Linked DNA regions of Homo sapiens: regions 1 and 2 are each linked to region 3. Evidence: read pairs that join two places in POLR2A ChIA-PET (ENCODE). Cell type or tissue: A673. All regions are shown on one strand. Links, peaks and the distances in the headings refer to the core of each region. The heading gives the core; the rest is flanking DNA.

Evidence for each region. Peaks named below come from ENCODE experiments on the same cell type or tissue, not always from the same donor. Only the 100,000 strongest peaks of a DNase experiment are listed, where the experiment ranks them.
Region 1: POLR2A ChIA-PET joins it to region 3 with 7 read pairs; 1 of 35 experiments calls an interaction of 5 or more read pairs at or near these places.
Region 2: POLR2A ChIA-PET joins it to region 3 with 5 read pairs; 3 of 35 experiments call an interaction of 5 or more read pairs at or near these places.

Annotation. Positions count from the first base shown.
Region 1 is chr6:15,549,616-15,553,615 of GRCh38, reverse strand. All of the region lies in intron 7 of DTNBP1 (dystrobrevin binding protein 1), which reads left to right. DTNBP1-AS1 (DTNBP1 antisense RNA 1) reads right to left here. Exons shown (of 3, transcript XR_007059478.1): 1 at 1-4,000. Among named protein-coding and RNA genes, the nearest start is that of DTNBP1-AS1, 5.5 kb to the right of the region's middle. RefSeq lists an enhancer at 1,334-1,882 and a silencer at 2,324-2,618. In A673, for the core only: no CTCF peak of the experiment used is centred there; a DNase peak (open chromatin) is centred at 1,675; H3K27ac peaks cover 430 bases.
Region 2 is chr6:15,594,940-15,598,939 of GRCh38, reverse strand. The region is part of intron 6 of DTNBP1 (dystrobrevin binding protein 1); the gene reads left to right. Among named protein-coding and RNA genes, the nearest start is that of DTNBP1-AS1, 51 kb to the right of the region's middle. In A673, for the core only: a CTCF peak has its summit at 2,400 (motif pointing right); DNase peaks (open chromatin) are centred at 2,239 and 2,659; H3K4me3 peaks cover 932 bases; H3K27ac peaks cover 1,766 bases.
Region 3 is chr6:15,182,272-15,187,746 of GRCh38, reverse strand. No RefSeq gene overlaps it. Among named protein-coding and RNA genes, the nearest start is that of JARID2-DT, 60 kb to the left of the region's middle. In A673, for the core only: no CTCF peak of the experiment used is centred there; a DNase peak (open chromatin) is centred at 2,466; H3K27ac peaks cover 2,118 bases.

The DNA of each region.
Region 1 (4,000 bases), core at 1-4,000, 370 kb before region 3:
TCTGAGGCCAAAAAAAAAAAAGCTCACTTGTCAAGAGCATTGAACTGCTTTGCACATGAAGAATAGAATGAAGTTGTTCCTCTGCATGTGAGGAAAGATAGATAAAAGACTTTGGAAGGCCTAAAACAGTTTATGTCAAAATGCTAATCAAGTCACTTACCACTTACCATCTCTCTGGAATGCTGTGTGGTTCCATTTTATCTGAATTTAAAACAATATCTATCTTGTATGGTACCGTCTTTCATAATATGAAGCTTATGTTTTCAAATGTCTAAAAATCTTGTATTTTCATCCAGGACCTTTTTTGTATGCTATTTCTGTTCCCTCTGCCCCTCCCTCAAAGTGTTTGTGTCTGGCTTCTGGCCTGAGGCTGTGCTTCCCAGCCTGTCAGAATGGCCACCCTACAGGCTGCAACCCTTCATGAGAAACAAAGGAAATGCAAATATAACAGGGCAGTATTCCTGACTTTACAAATCATTTCATCAACTTGTTTTACTTGATTTTCAGGCAAACTGCTTTTTTCATAAGTTGGCAAGAGTTTTTGGATTTTTCTCCCCTCTCCTGTTGATGATCGTACACCAAAAAACTAAGCAATGAAATAAAATGATTGTTTGAGCTTAGATGAAACTTTTTCCTTAAGGGGGTATTTCCTGAATCTTATACCCTCTTACTCTTATTTTTTTAATTAATCGTTGTTCACTCATTTCACAATCACTTTTGAGTTTCTACTTTGTGCTTAGAACATAGAAGACCTGAAAGTATTCCATGAAAATAATTTATTTCTGTGTATTGAATTGATGGGCAAATCTTCATCCTAAGGAATATCAACATGTGTTATCAGGAGAGTTCATGAAAAGGACATTATCACATCACAGTTTTCAAAACCATATGGGTCTTATTTTAGGAATGTTAGCTCAGTTTATAAGTTATACTTTTCTTACAAAATAATAGGCTTCTTGTATATGACTTGCTGTCTTTTTTTCAAGAAAATAGAGAAAGGAGGTCTCACTATGTTGGCCAGGCTGGTCTTGAACCCCTGGCCTCAAGCAGTCCTCCTGCTTTGACCTCCCAAAGTGCTGGGATTACAGGAATGAACCACTGCACCCAGCTGTGCTGTCATACTAATTGGGTACATGTAAGGGAATCCTGTAATATCTTGGATGTGTTAAACCTTTCATTGAATAAATAATATCAGCTTATAGGTTGTGTGCTATTCTAAATAAACCCTCAATATTCCTTCAGCTTCTCTGCCTACTTTCAGGTGTGGTCAACCCCAAAGAAAGGTTCATGGCATCATTTTGTGAGTATGAATTTGGGGGAGGAGTTCAGAGGGTGTATTTTATTGATCATTTGGATGTGATTTATTTTTGGCATGCTATTTTTAATGCATTACAGATTTCCTGGCCAGCTTTTCCATAGCCCTTGGGTAACGTCACTTTTTATTGAACTGAATCTTAAGTGCAGGTGTTTTTGGATACCTCCTGCACTGATTCCATGGACCAGTCTGATGTCATTGTCCGTTGCCTGTTCCTGAGAGCCCCTTGTAGCCACTTCCTGCTCCCACTTTTAGCCATGAGGATTGTACTTGTTTGTTTCCAGCCCATAGAATGGCATGCTGGTGTTTCCCGTCAGCTGTGCTGCTGTTTCCTGAGCTGTGTGCTGTTTATCTTCTGCATCACTGCACCTCAAACGTCTGGCCTGCTGTGACTGCTGGCTGTGGCTTTGCGATCAAGCAGCCAGTTGAAGGCCTACTCCTGTGTACTTGTGAGGCTGCTCCTGATATCTGGCGTTTACTGTGCAGTCCCCATTTAGTGATTGCTACCAGTACCTTCATCAGACTGTTGCCGAGCGCCAACTCCATGACAGGCACTAAAGCTTCCATGTTGAAAGACACAGTGCTTGCTCTCGAGGAACGTGGCATCCAGTGGAACTATAGGGGGCAAGTGTGTGGTAGCAATGGAGAGGTACCAGCTATGTGGGAGCGTGGAGGAAAGAGAGCCTGGGTCTCCCTGGCCTGTCAGAGAAGGGGGCAGTCGAGCTGAGATGTGGAGGGTGAGTGGAAGTTGGCTGAGTGCAGGCGTCTGAGCAAAGGGTCAAGGCAATTACAAGTCAGGGCATGGCTTCTTTGGAGAACCATCAGGTGTTGGCTGTGTGTCCTTCTTCCGCAGCTGGAAAAGCGGCTTCCTAGGGATACTTCCTGAATAGCAGTTTCATTGCAAAGCTATTCTTATACGTCTTTACTGAGCGTAAGGTTGTTGTAGCCAGTAGAAAACAGGAAGAGTGAGGGGTAAAATCTCTGAACACTATTTTGAATCAGAAGTAGCACATCTTCAGCATCTCATACTTGTCTTTTGCACGTCCTTGTCCCAAGGCATTGATACCTTCAGGTTTGCCAAAAGCTCCTGCTGAGGGCCCCAAGCAGGGGTGTCCTGTCTCCCAGCTGCTGCATTTTTTTTTTCACATCACCTCTCTTTCTGCTCATTTACCCCTTCATCTATAGAGCAGTTAATCTTAGAGAAGCAGTAAGGGAGAGGTCCTGATAAACTAATTCATGTTAAGCTTTGAATGTTAGTTTTCTCAGAGCCCCCTGAATATAGTATTCTTCATACTGAAAAGGACATATTAAAACATGTAATCTCTAATTGGTGAAATCTCAAGAAAGGTGACAAAATTCAGATGACTCAGCATGCTGCCCCCACATTGACAGCTCCCCTGCTCCGACCTTCCTCATGCAGCATCTTCCTCAGCTTGTGGACTCAGGAACTTCTCCAGGTCCATCTTCCGTCATCCCTGTGGGCTGCAACACCAGCCTGCCTGGGAGGGGCAGAATCTGCCTCTCATCCCCATCTCATTAGCTGGCAGTGAAGGACTCCTGGTGGAAGGAGGGAGGGGACCAAGACAGCTATTCATAATACTGATTTATTCATAAGTCACTTATTCATAAGCCTTCAACAGCTTATAATTGAAAGTGATATGTCCCCATTTCAAAAATATTTTCTGGAAATAATGAGGTTTCCAGCAGATATGATCAGCTTTCAAGCATGCTGAGATTTGGCTGTCACTGAACCTTTTAGAGGCAGGATATTTCCAACTGGTGGCATGAGGATATTTATAACAAGAGGCCTTTGAACTCAAAAGCATGTTGAGCTTTGGATAAATATTTTGTATTGCAAGTATATGCAGTATTTTATTTGAAATATATGTAAATGTTGTGGGAAACAAAATTCAAAGCTATGTAAAGTGCTACTGAATTCATAATAGATTTTTGTTGTCACATACTATCTCGTAAATTGCCAAAAAAGTATACCCATTCTTAAACTTGAAAAGGTTTGAGACTCGTTGTCCTAGATTAGAATTTTTGGACTACTTAATTTGAAATCAAGGCAGTATGAGTGGAAACATCTCTAAAGGTGATTGTTTTGAACATTTTTAAGTGTTCTTCAGTGACATTCAAAATCCAAGGAAATCTAGCATCTGAATTCTAATTAATGTTGATAATCATTACACTAATGGTAAATTTTAAACCTGGTTTTGATTTCCTGGAGCTACACTGATGGACGGTGGGGAGCTGCAGGTATCAGTAGTCAGGTTCCCTCACCTTTGGACAGGAAGTTCTTGAAGTGAGGTGGGATTGGCGTAGTCAGGATCTAGCTCTGGTGGTGGTACGGCTTGGGTCAAGGGGCAAGAGCCCTGCCCAAAAAGATTGAAAGTGATTCCTTGCTGTAGCTTTTTTCCTTGAGCTTCAAAGGCCTTTCAGATTCTGTAGTGTCCTATGAAAATGCAAATGTCCCTGGGAAACACTAAACCTAAAAATACTGAATCTTGGCTCTGAAGAGTTGAAAGGATCTTCTCTTGTTAAAACTTTTCACAAGGCTTCGGTTTGGTCGACAGCTAGCTTAGTATAAAATGCTAGAAAAAAAGATAATGCAACCTAGTGAGGACAGGACAATGAGCCTCAACAGGGGAGGCCCAGAGTTGCTGCGGGGGTGCCAGAGGTGGC
Region 2 (4,000 bases), core at 1-4,000, 410 kb before region 3:
TATTTGCCCAAAATAGATATATACAATTTATATTAATAGCATAATAAATAAGGATATAATGCCATTTTTACAGTGAACTGGCTGCTTTTTAAGAGGTTTTATTTTAAAGATAATGTTGAGAATGTCTTGCTGGTTTTGTATAAGAATAAATGACAACAGAGACTTTTAAGGTATAGAGAGTCCTGAGAAAATTCATCTCAAGCTGGAAGGAGGTCCCTCCCACCACCCACCCCCAATCCCCCTCAACCCCACCAAGCCTGTAGGGTGGCACCACAGGACTGTGGACTGCCGGAAAACAACAGACCTCTGACTTGTTGGTGATGAATGGTAGATGCTTCTTTCTTGAGAGTGGGCCTGTGAGATCTTTCCCAGGAACAAGTAGTCACAGTAATAGGTTCTGTCCATCAGCCATAACAAAGGGACACTGTTCAGGAATGTTCTATAAAAGAGTATTGCTGATCATGCTTAAAAAAAATTTCCCCTAAACATTTCTACACATGAAGAAAAATGTTAGGGTGCAATTTGCAGTTGGTGTTTTGAATGTGGTATTTTGTGTTAGCCTTTTATCATGGATTTGTCCTAGGGAGGCAGTTTAGGATTTAGAGAGAGTTTGCTTTATCTGTGTTTATGGAGGCATTTATCCAGTAGCTTCTGTCTATTAAGTTTTCATCTTCAGTCTGAGCTAGTTGATTTCTACTCATATATATAGATTTAATATACTTCTTGTAACATTCCATAGGCTTATTAATGTGATTCTTTCTTTCATTTTTATTCTTTATAACTCAATCCCTGGAGAGAAAATGATTAAATAATAGCAGTTTCACCCTTTGGAATATTATTAGCTTTTGATCCTGCTGTTATTTTTTGAATGTTTTAGTTTTAGGGTTATGCTAAATTTTGTAAAGGCATTAGCTGAATTGAGTAAATTTTGAAATATGTTAACATTTAAAATGAGACATTTCAATTTTTTGTTTGATCTTCTGAAAATACTATTAAACTATGGAAATAAACTCAATTTTTAGAAAATGCAAGCAACAAACAAGTTGTTTCAAATGAGATAATATTTGATCAAACTTTATCAAAAATAAAATCTATATTTTATTACAGCAATGGCCTCTTTGAAGAAGCAGATCTTAGTCATCCTGCAGCCTCAGTACTTGGTAATCATGATTTGCTGAGTGTCTGTTGGGTCCAACTCTGGGCACGCATGTGATGCAGGATGGAAGAGATGCAGTCTCTGCACTTCAGGAACTGTAGAGACGATACCTGTATGAACAGAACCACATTACAAGGCAGCACATGAAATGTATAATATTGATAGAGTTTAGTGCTACAGAATTTTTGATAAAGGAGAGATCACTGATTGGATGTCAATGAAGTCTTCTTGGAAAAGATGAACTTGAAGGCTGTTTTACACTAATTATTATTATTAGCATTTTTATGCTAATAACACAGTTTGAAGGAGAGTGACTGGAACTTAAAACTCCTGCTTACCCATGCTTTTTCATCTGGTTAGCTGAGAGTATGTCTTAATGCTTAAGAGTAAAATATCTGCCATGTTCTCGATAAATGTTGCCCATCATCATCAGTTATACTGTCCTTGAAAATGCATCAGCTCAGTCCTTGCTTCTCCAGGAGGCCTTTCCTACCAAACCTAAGTGTATGAGTTGTCCTCTCTTCTTTATTCCTAGAGAATCCTCAGCATGTCATTACCAAAGCACTATAATCTATGACATTGATTTCTAATTATTGCTTTATTTCTCTGTCTCTCCCACTAAAGTTCCTTGAGGTTATGGAACATGTCTATTCCAAACCTAGCATTATTCCTAATGCTATTCCTAACATTATCATAGTGTCTAAGGCTTAGTAAATTTTTGTTGAATGAATGATTGAACTCAACCAAGATTATATTTAGTATACGAAAATGGATATTTATATAAGGTTGATGGCAGTGACGATGGAGAGAAGTGGATCAATTCAGGCTATCTTTTGAGATGGAATTGACAGGATTTATTGATGAATTGGATGGAGAATGAGGGAGATGGATGAGCCAAAACTTGAGGAGCCGGGTAATGCCATTAACTGAGATGACGTCGACTGGAGAAGAACAGGCTGTCTTGCAAATGTTTGAGTAGCCTACTCCACTTTTGCATAAAGCTATCAAATGGGCAGTTGCATATGAGTCTGGAGCTCAAAGAAGAGATCAAGACAGGAAATGTAATCAGGAAGTTAGTAGCATATGGATGGCATTTAAAGCTAGGGATGAAATTGGCTTATGAGCGAATGTAAGCTGAGGAGAGAAGAGGGCCCAGAACCAAGCCTGCAGCACTCCAGCATCTGGTGGTCTGGAAGGGATGGAGACAATAGCAAAAGAAACTGAGGAGGTGGGAGAACACTAGAGGGAACTGTTTCAAGAAACCACCAGTTGGGTCAAATGCTGCTTAAGGATTAGGATGAAAACAGAGAAGTGGTCTCTGGATTTGGCAACATGATGATTGTTGGTGGTGTTGATTGTGTAATGGGGGGTCCAGAAGCCAAATTGGAATGGGTTCAAGAGTGAATGCGAAGCGAGGGAGTAGGAATCTGTAGGAGTTAAATCCTCGAGTAGGCTGAAGGGGATGGGAATCCTGTCTGCAGCTTTCAGTCTTCCTGTTTCAGCAATTTCCAAACCGAACTCATGCATTGCCCTCCAAAATCTTTTCCTTCTTATGATCCAGACTAGAACTGCCCCGGTTAGCATGCTTGTCTCCTTCCTCTCCTTACCCCATTGAGTCAGATGCCTTGGGCTGTTGAGTCTTCTTTATGATACTTTTCAAATTGGAATCCTTCATTTCATTGTCATTACCACTTAACATTGCTCTTGCCAAGTATTAATTAGCTCTTCCCCACGTGCCCCCAACGTGAGTTTCCTGTGTACTCACTGCTTTTATTCTCTCCCTTGCCAGTATATCCATCCATCACAGCTAGAACGTTCTTCCTAAAATACAGCTTTGCTCATGTTATTCTCCTGCTAAAAATAAAACAAAATATTTTAGCCTGGCACTGAGAACTCTCTACCTTTTTATCTGAATTACTTTCTCTTCATTCAGCCTGCTGTTCTGAAGTATTTGCTCCAGGACAAGTACTTGCTGAAGTATTGCTGTTCTGAAGTCTGTTTCCTAAATATAACCTGCGTCGTCTTTGGCCTCTGTGACCTCACAGTCACTGCTGCCTGTGACTGACATGCCTTTCCCTGCCTTCTCTTACATTTTCTATATTTCCAAATGCTGAGTACCTCTAACAGATGGTGGAGTACACCCTAACAATTGTGAAATTTCAAGGCTTTCAGTGCTGCTGCTTTACCTCATCAGTTCCTTAAAAGTTCCATAATACTGGTTGGGCACGATGACTCATGCCTGTAATCCCAGGACTTTGGGAGGCCGAGGCAGGTGGATCAACTGAGGTCAGGAGTTTGAGGCCAGTCTGGCCAACATGGTGAAACCCCATCTCTACTAAAAATACAAAAATTAGCCAGGCATGTGGTGGTGGGTGGCTGTAATCCCAGCTACTCGGGAGGCTGAGGCAGGAGAATTGCTTGAACCCGGGAGGCAGAGGTTGCAGTGAGCCAAGATCACACCGCTGCACTCCAGCCTGGGTGACAGAGCAAGACTCTGTCTCAAAAAAAAAAAAAAAAAAAAAAAAAAAAAAAAGTTGCATAATACTGATTTTTTTCTTTAAACCAATTATTTGTACCACCACTACTTCAAGCAGTCATCTGTTTTAGGAATTGGGTACAGGAATGATTTTCTGAAGGGAAGTTTCCTGGAAATTTCGCTGACAGTTGTGGAGTTGTGGGTCATGACGCTGTGTGACAGAGGATGCCCAGAAGATGCTGGGCTTGTCCTCTTCACAGCAGCAGACAGACGGTTGCAGGGTGAGCAGGATGAGTCCACAGGAAAACCGCCCTCCTCAATTGCACACTCACTCATTAATGTATTTAATAGTAGTTGCTGGATTCCTT
Region 3 (5,475 bases), core at 633-4,632:
GGACTATTTTCTTTCATGCTGATTCCCTAAATTTTTTTTTTTTGAGAGAAAGTCTCTGTCGCCCAGGCTGGAGTGCAGTGGTGCTATCTCGGTTCACTACAACTTCTGCTCCCTGGGTTCAAGCAATTCTTGTTCCTCAGCCTCCCAACTAGCTGGGACTACAGATGTGTGGCACCACGCCTGGCTAATTTTTGTTTTAGTCGAATTGGGGTTTGACCATTTTTTTTTTTTTTTTTGTAATATGGAGTCTCGCTCTTGTCAGCCAGGCTGTAGTGCAGTGGCACAATCTCTGCTCACTGCAAGCTCCCCCTCCCGGGTTCAAATGATTCTTCTGCCTCAGCCTCCCGAGTAGTTGGGATTACAGACGTACATCACCACGCCCAGCTAAGTTTTGTATTTTTAGTAAAGACAGGTTTCATCATGTTGACCAGGCTGATCTCGAACTCCCAACCTCAGGTGATCCACCTGCCTCAGCCTCCCAAAGTGCTGGGATTATAGGCGTGAGCCATCGTGCCCTGCCTGGGGCCTCTTTCCTAAGGCCTCCCATTCATGAGGGTTCTATTCTCATGACCTACTCACCTCACCTCCCAATGAACCCTAGCTTTTAATATCATCTCCTTGAGGGTTAGGTTTCAACGTATGAATTTTGGGGCAGCAAAAACTTTCAGAGTGCTGGTTGTGGTGGCTCACGCCTGTAATCCCAGTACTTTGGGAGGCCGAGGCAGGCAGATCACAAGGTTAAGAGATCAAGAACATCCTGGCCAACATGGTGAAACCCCGTCTCTACTAAAAATACAAAAATTAGCTGGGCTTGGTGGCATGAGCCTGCAGTCCAAGCTACTGGGGAGGCTGAGGCAGGCGAATCACTTGAACCTGGGAGGCGGAGGTTGTAGTGAGCCAAGATTGTGCTACTGCATTCCAGCCTGGTGACGGAGTGAGACTCCGTCTCAAAAAAAAAAAGAAAAGAAAAGAAAAAGAAAAAGAAAAAGAAAATTAGCCACGCGTGGTAGCGGGTGCCTGTAACGCCAGCTACTCCAGCAGCTGAGGCAGGAGAATCCCTTGAACCCAGGAGGCGGGGGTTGCAGTGAGCCTAGATCGTGCCACTGCACTCAAGCCTGGGTGATAGGGCGAGACTGCGTCTCAAAAAAAACAAAAAACAAAACAAAACAAAATAAAATTCAGACAATAGCACAATCTATATATGTGTGTGTGTGTGTGTGTGTATATACATACATATATATGTGTATATATATATATCCTTTTTTTTTTTCAGACAGACTCCCATGTTTAAGCTATTCTTAGCCTCCCAAGTAGCTGGGATTACAGGCGCACACCACCATGCCCGGCTAATTTTTGTATTTTTAGTAGAGATGGGGTTTCACCATGTTGGTCAGGCTGGTCTCGAACTCCTGACCTCGTGATCTGCCCTCCTTGGCCTTGCAAAGCGCTGGGATTACATGTGTGAGCCACCACACCCGGCCAGCACAGTTTATTTAAATTTCCCCATTTGTCTCCAAAATATCCTTTATACTATTTTCCCCTGATTTAGAATCCAATCAAGGTACATGCATTGCATATGATGATCTTGGTTTTTTTTTTTCAGATGGAGTCTTGCTCTGTTGCTCAGGCTGGAGTGCAGTGGCATGATCTCTGCTCATTGCAACCTCCGCCCACCTGGTTCAAGTAATTCTCCTGCCTCAGCCTCCTGAGTAGCTGGGATTACAGGTGCTCACCACCATGCCCAGCTACTTTTTGTACTTTTAGTGGAGATGGGGTTTCACCATGTTAGCCAGGCTGGTCTCGAACTCCTGACCTCGTGATCCACCCACCTTGGCCTCCCACAGTACTGGGATTACAGGTGTGAGCCACCATGCCTGGCCTATTTATTTTTAAAATCAAAATGAATTCAAGCAAATTGGTTATGTCCATAATTGAGAATCTTTTTGTGAACACCATAACTTTTTTCTTTCTTTCTCTCTCTTTCTTTCTCTCTTTTTCTTTCTTTCTTTCTTTGTCTTTCTTTCTTTCTTTCTTTTCCTTCCTTCCTTCCTTCCCTTTCTTTTTCCTTCCTTCCTTTTTTTTTTTTTTTTTTTTTGAGATGGAGTCTCACTCTGTCGCCCAGGCTGGAATGCAGTGGTGATATCTCGGCTCACTGCAAGCTCTGCCTCCCGGGTTCACGCCATTCTCCTGCCTCAGCCTCCTGAGTAGCTGGGACTATGGCGACCGCCACCATGCCCAGCTAATTTTTTGTATTTTTAGTAGAGACAGGGTTTCACCATGTTAGCCAGGATGGTTTCGATCTCTGGACCTCATGATCCGCCCACCTCAGCTTCCCAAAGAGCTGGGATTACAGGCATGAGCCACCGCGTCCGGCTCACTCCTTCCTTCCTTCCTTCCTTCCTTCCTTCCTTCCTTCCTTCCTTCCTTCCTTTCTTGATGGAGTTTTGTTCTTGTTGCCCATGCTGGGGTGCAATGGGGTGGTCTCAGCACACTGCAACCTCTGCCTCCCCGCCTCGGCCTCCCAAAGAGCTGGGATTACAGGCATGAGCCACCTCGTCTGGCTCCTTCCTTCCTTCCTTCCTTCCTTTCCTCCCTCCCTCCCTCCCTCCCTCCCTCCCTCCCTCCCTCCCTCCCTCCTTCCTTCCTTCCTTCCTTCCTTCCTTCCTTCCTTCCTTCCTTCCTTGATGGAGTTTTGTTCTTGTTGCCCAGGCTGGGATGCAATGGCGTGGTCTTAGCTCACTGCAATCTCTGCCTCCCAGGTTCAAGTGATTTTCCTGCCTCAGCCTCCAAAGTAGCTGGGATTACAGGCGCATGCCACCACACCTGGCTAATTTTTGTATTTTTAGTAGAGATGTGGTTTCACCATACTGGCCAGGCTGGTCTTGAACTCCTGGCCTCAGGTGATACACCTGCCTCAGCCTCCCAAAGTTCTGGGATTACAGGTGTGAGCTACCGTGCCCAGCAGAGAGATTTGGCTAGAGACTTTGCCAAGGGGCACCTGTGAATTGGGCAGGTTCAATACCTGTCCTTACAAAGCTCTGAGTGCAGTTCAGGAGCCAGACATCATACATGTAGTCATAATAGTGAGTCATTCATGTCACTGATGGTAAGTGCTCTGAAGAGAAATGCTGTTGACAGAGAATAACAGAGATCTCATCTCAAAGGGGGCCAGAGATGGTGAAAGGAAGAAAGGGGAAAACCCAAGGCAGGTTCTCTGAGGAAATGACTTTTAGGTTGAAACGGGGAGGAGGGGGAATCCACCACCAGGTAAAATGTGGAGTGGGGGGGGGGTTCTCTTTTAGAACTACATTTTCTTTTTCGTTTTTTTCCTTTTTTAGAAAAAGATAAAACATATTTGCAGAGATTGCTAGTCCGCTAATGACTTCTCTGCCCTTCTTCCTTGTCAGAGAACCCCGTTGTCACTCATAATGGCTACATTTCCAGCAATCTTTGCAGTTGCTTATGGCCATGTGATTAATTGTGGCCATTGGAAGTGCCACTTCTGGAATGCACCCTTAAAGAGAGGTGGTATTCCTCTTTCACCAACCTCCCTCTCCCCTGTGACTTGGAACAGGGCCTCAGTGTTGAGCCATCTTCACTCATGTGGCAGGCCAACACCTGTGGGTGGCAGAATGGCAACTGGGGCCACTCCACCACCCCAAGTGCCAACAGTCATGCTTATATCTGAGGCTGAAATAAGCTACTGTCTCATGTATGCCTTTTTTTTTTTTTTTTTGGCAGGGCAGGGGGGAGATGAAGTTCTGTTATATACAATTGAACTTAAATCCTAAGCAAATACAGTATATAATACTTAGCAACACATTTAAATTGAATAAAAGAGAGTATGATAAATATGAATTCTTCTTATCACCCATACACCTCAGAGTTGATTTTAAGACACAAGGAGCGGCCTGGCACCCTGGCTCATGCCTGTAATCCCAGCACTGTGGGAGGCTGAGGTGGGCGGATCACTTGAGGTCAGGAGTTCCAGACCAGCCTGGCCAACAGGGTGAAACCCTGTCTCTACTAAAAATACAAAAATTAGCTGGGTATGATGGTGGGTGCCTGGGAGGCTGAGGCAGGAGAAACACTTGAACCCGGGAGGCGGACGTTGCGGTGAGCTGAGATCTCGCTGCTGCACTCCAGCCTGGGAGACAAAGGGAGACTCCATCTCAAAAAAAAAAAAAAAAAAAAAGAAGAAGAAGGAGGCTGGTCACAGTGGCTCACGCCTCTAATCCCAGCACTTTGGGAGGCTGAGGTGGACAGGTTGCTTGAGGCCAGGAGTTCGAGACCAGCCTGGGCAAAATGGCAAAACTTTGTCTTTACAAAAAATACAAAAATTATTTGGGCGTGGTTGTGTGCACCTGTAGTCCCAGCTACTCAGGAAGCTGAGGTGAAAGGATTGCTTGAGCCCAGGGGGCAGAGGTTGCAGTGAGCCAAGATCACTCCACTGCGCTTTAGCCTGGGTGATAGAGCCAGACCTTGTCTCAAAATAGAATTAAAAAAATAAAGTCTGGGCTTAGTGGCTCACACCTGTAATGACAGCACTTTGGGAGGCCAAGGCTGCACTCCAGCCTGGGAGACAGAGCAAGACTCCATCTCAAAAAAAAAAAAAAAAAACCAAAAAAAAATTAAAAGAAAAAATATTAAATAAAATTAAATATCTGGATTCCCTAGTATAACATCCTTTGCCACCTACATCTAGAATAAAGTGTTATCTTGCAGCCTGTGGTCCTTTTTTTTTTTTTTTTTTGAGACAAATCTCCCTCTGTTTTGGCTCACTGAAACCTCCGTTTCCCGGGTTCAAGTGATTCTCCTACCTCAGCTTCCCAAGTAGCTGGGACTACAGGTGTGTGCCATGAGGCCTGGCTAATTTTTTTGTATTTTTAGTAGAGACGAGGTCTCACCATGTCGCCCAGGCTGGTCTTGAACTCCTGAGCTCAAATGATCCACCTGCTTCAGCCTCCCAAAGTGCTGGGATTACAGGTATAAGCCACCACATCTGGCCCGTGTGGTCCATTTAAAAATAAACTTTTGTTAAAAATATATATATATATATTATAGTGGCTCATGATCTCTTCAGATTTTTCACTCAGCCATTCCTACCTTAGCTGTGAATTTGCTCAGCTGCTCTGGTTTTTGTTCTACTCTAATTTCTGTATCACCTGGAATCAAACCAACTCATTTGAAAAAAAAAAAAAAAAAACTTCATGATCCTGAGAGATGAAGATCAAACTTCATGTGTGCAGTGATTGGTCCCTAAAGCAGGAGGACCAGGCTGTCTTTTGCCACGACCACTGGGCCTTGATCAAAGTGTCTGGGGACGTCCCTCCTGCCTTGGTCCCAGTTCATATTGCTGACTTTTTGTATTGCTACCTGATATCTGAGGTCACTTTAGACTCTGGCTACTTTGGGAGCAATGTTTGAAGAGATCCAGCCCAGAGCTCTGGTTTTATGGCATTTTGGATCTGTGAA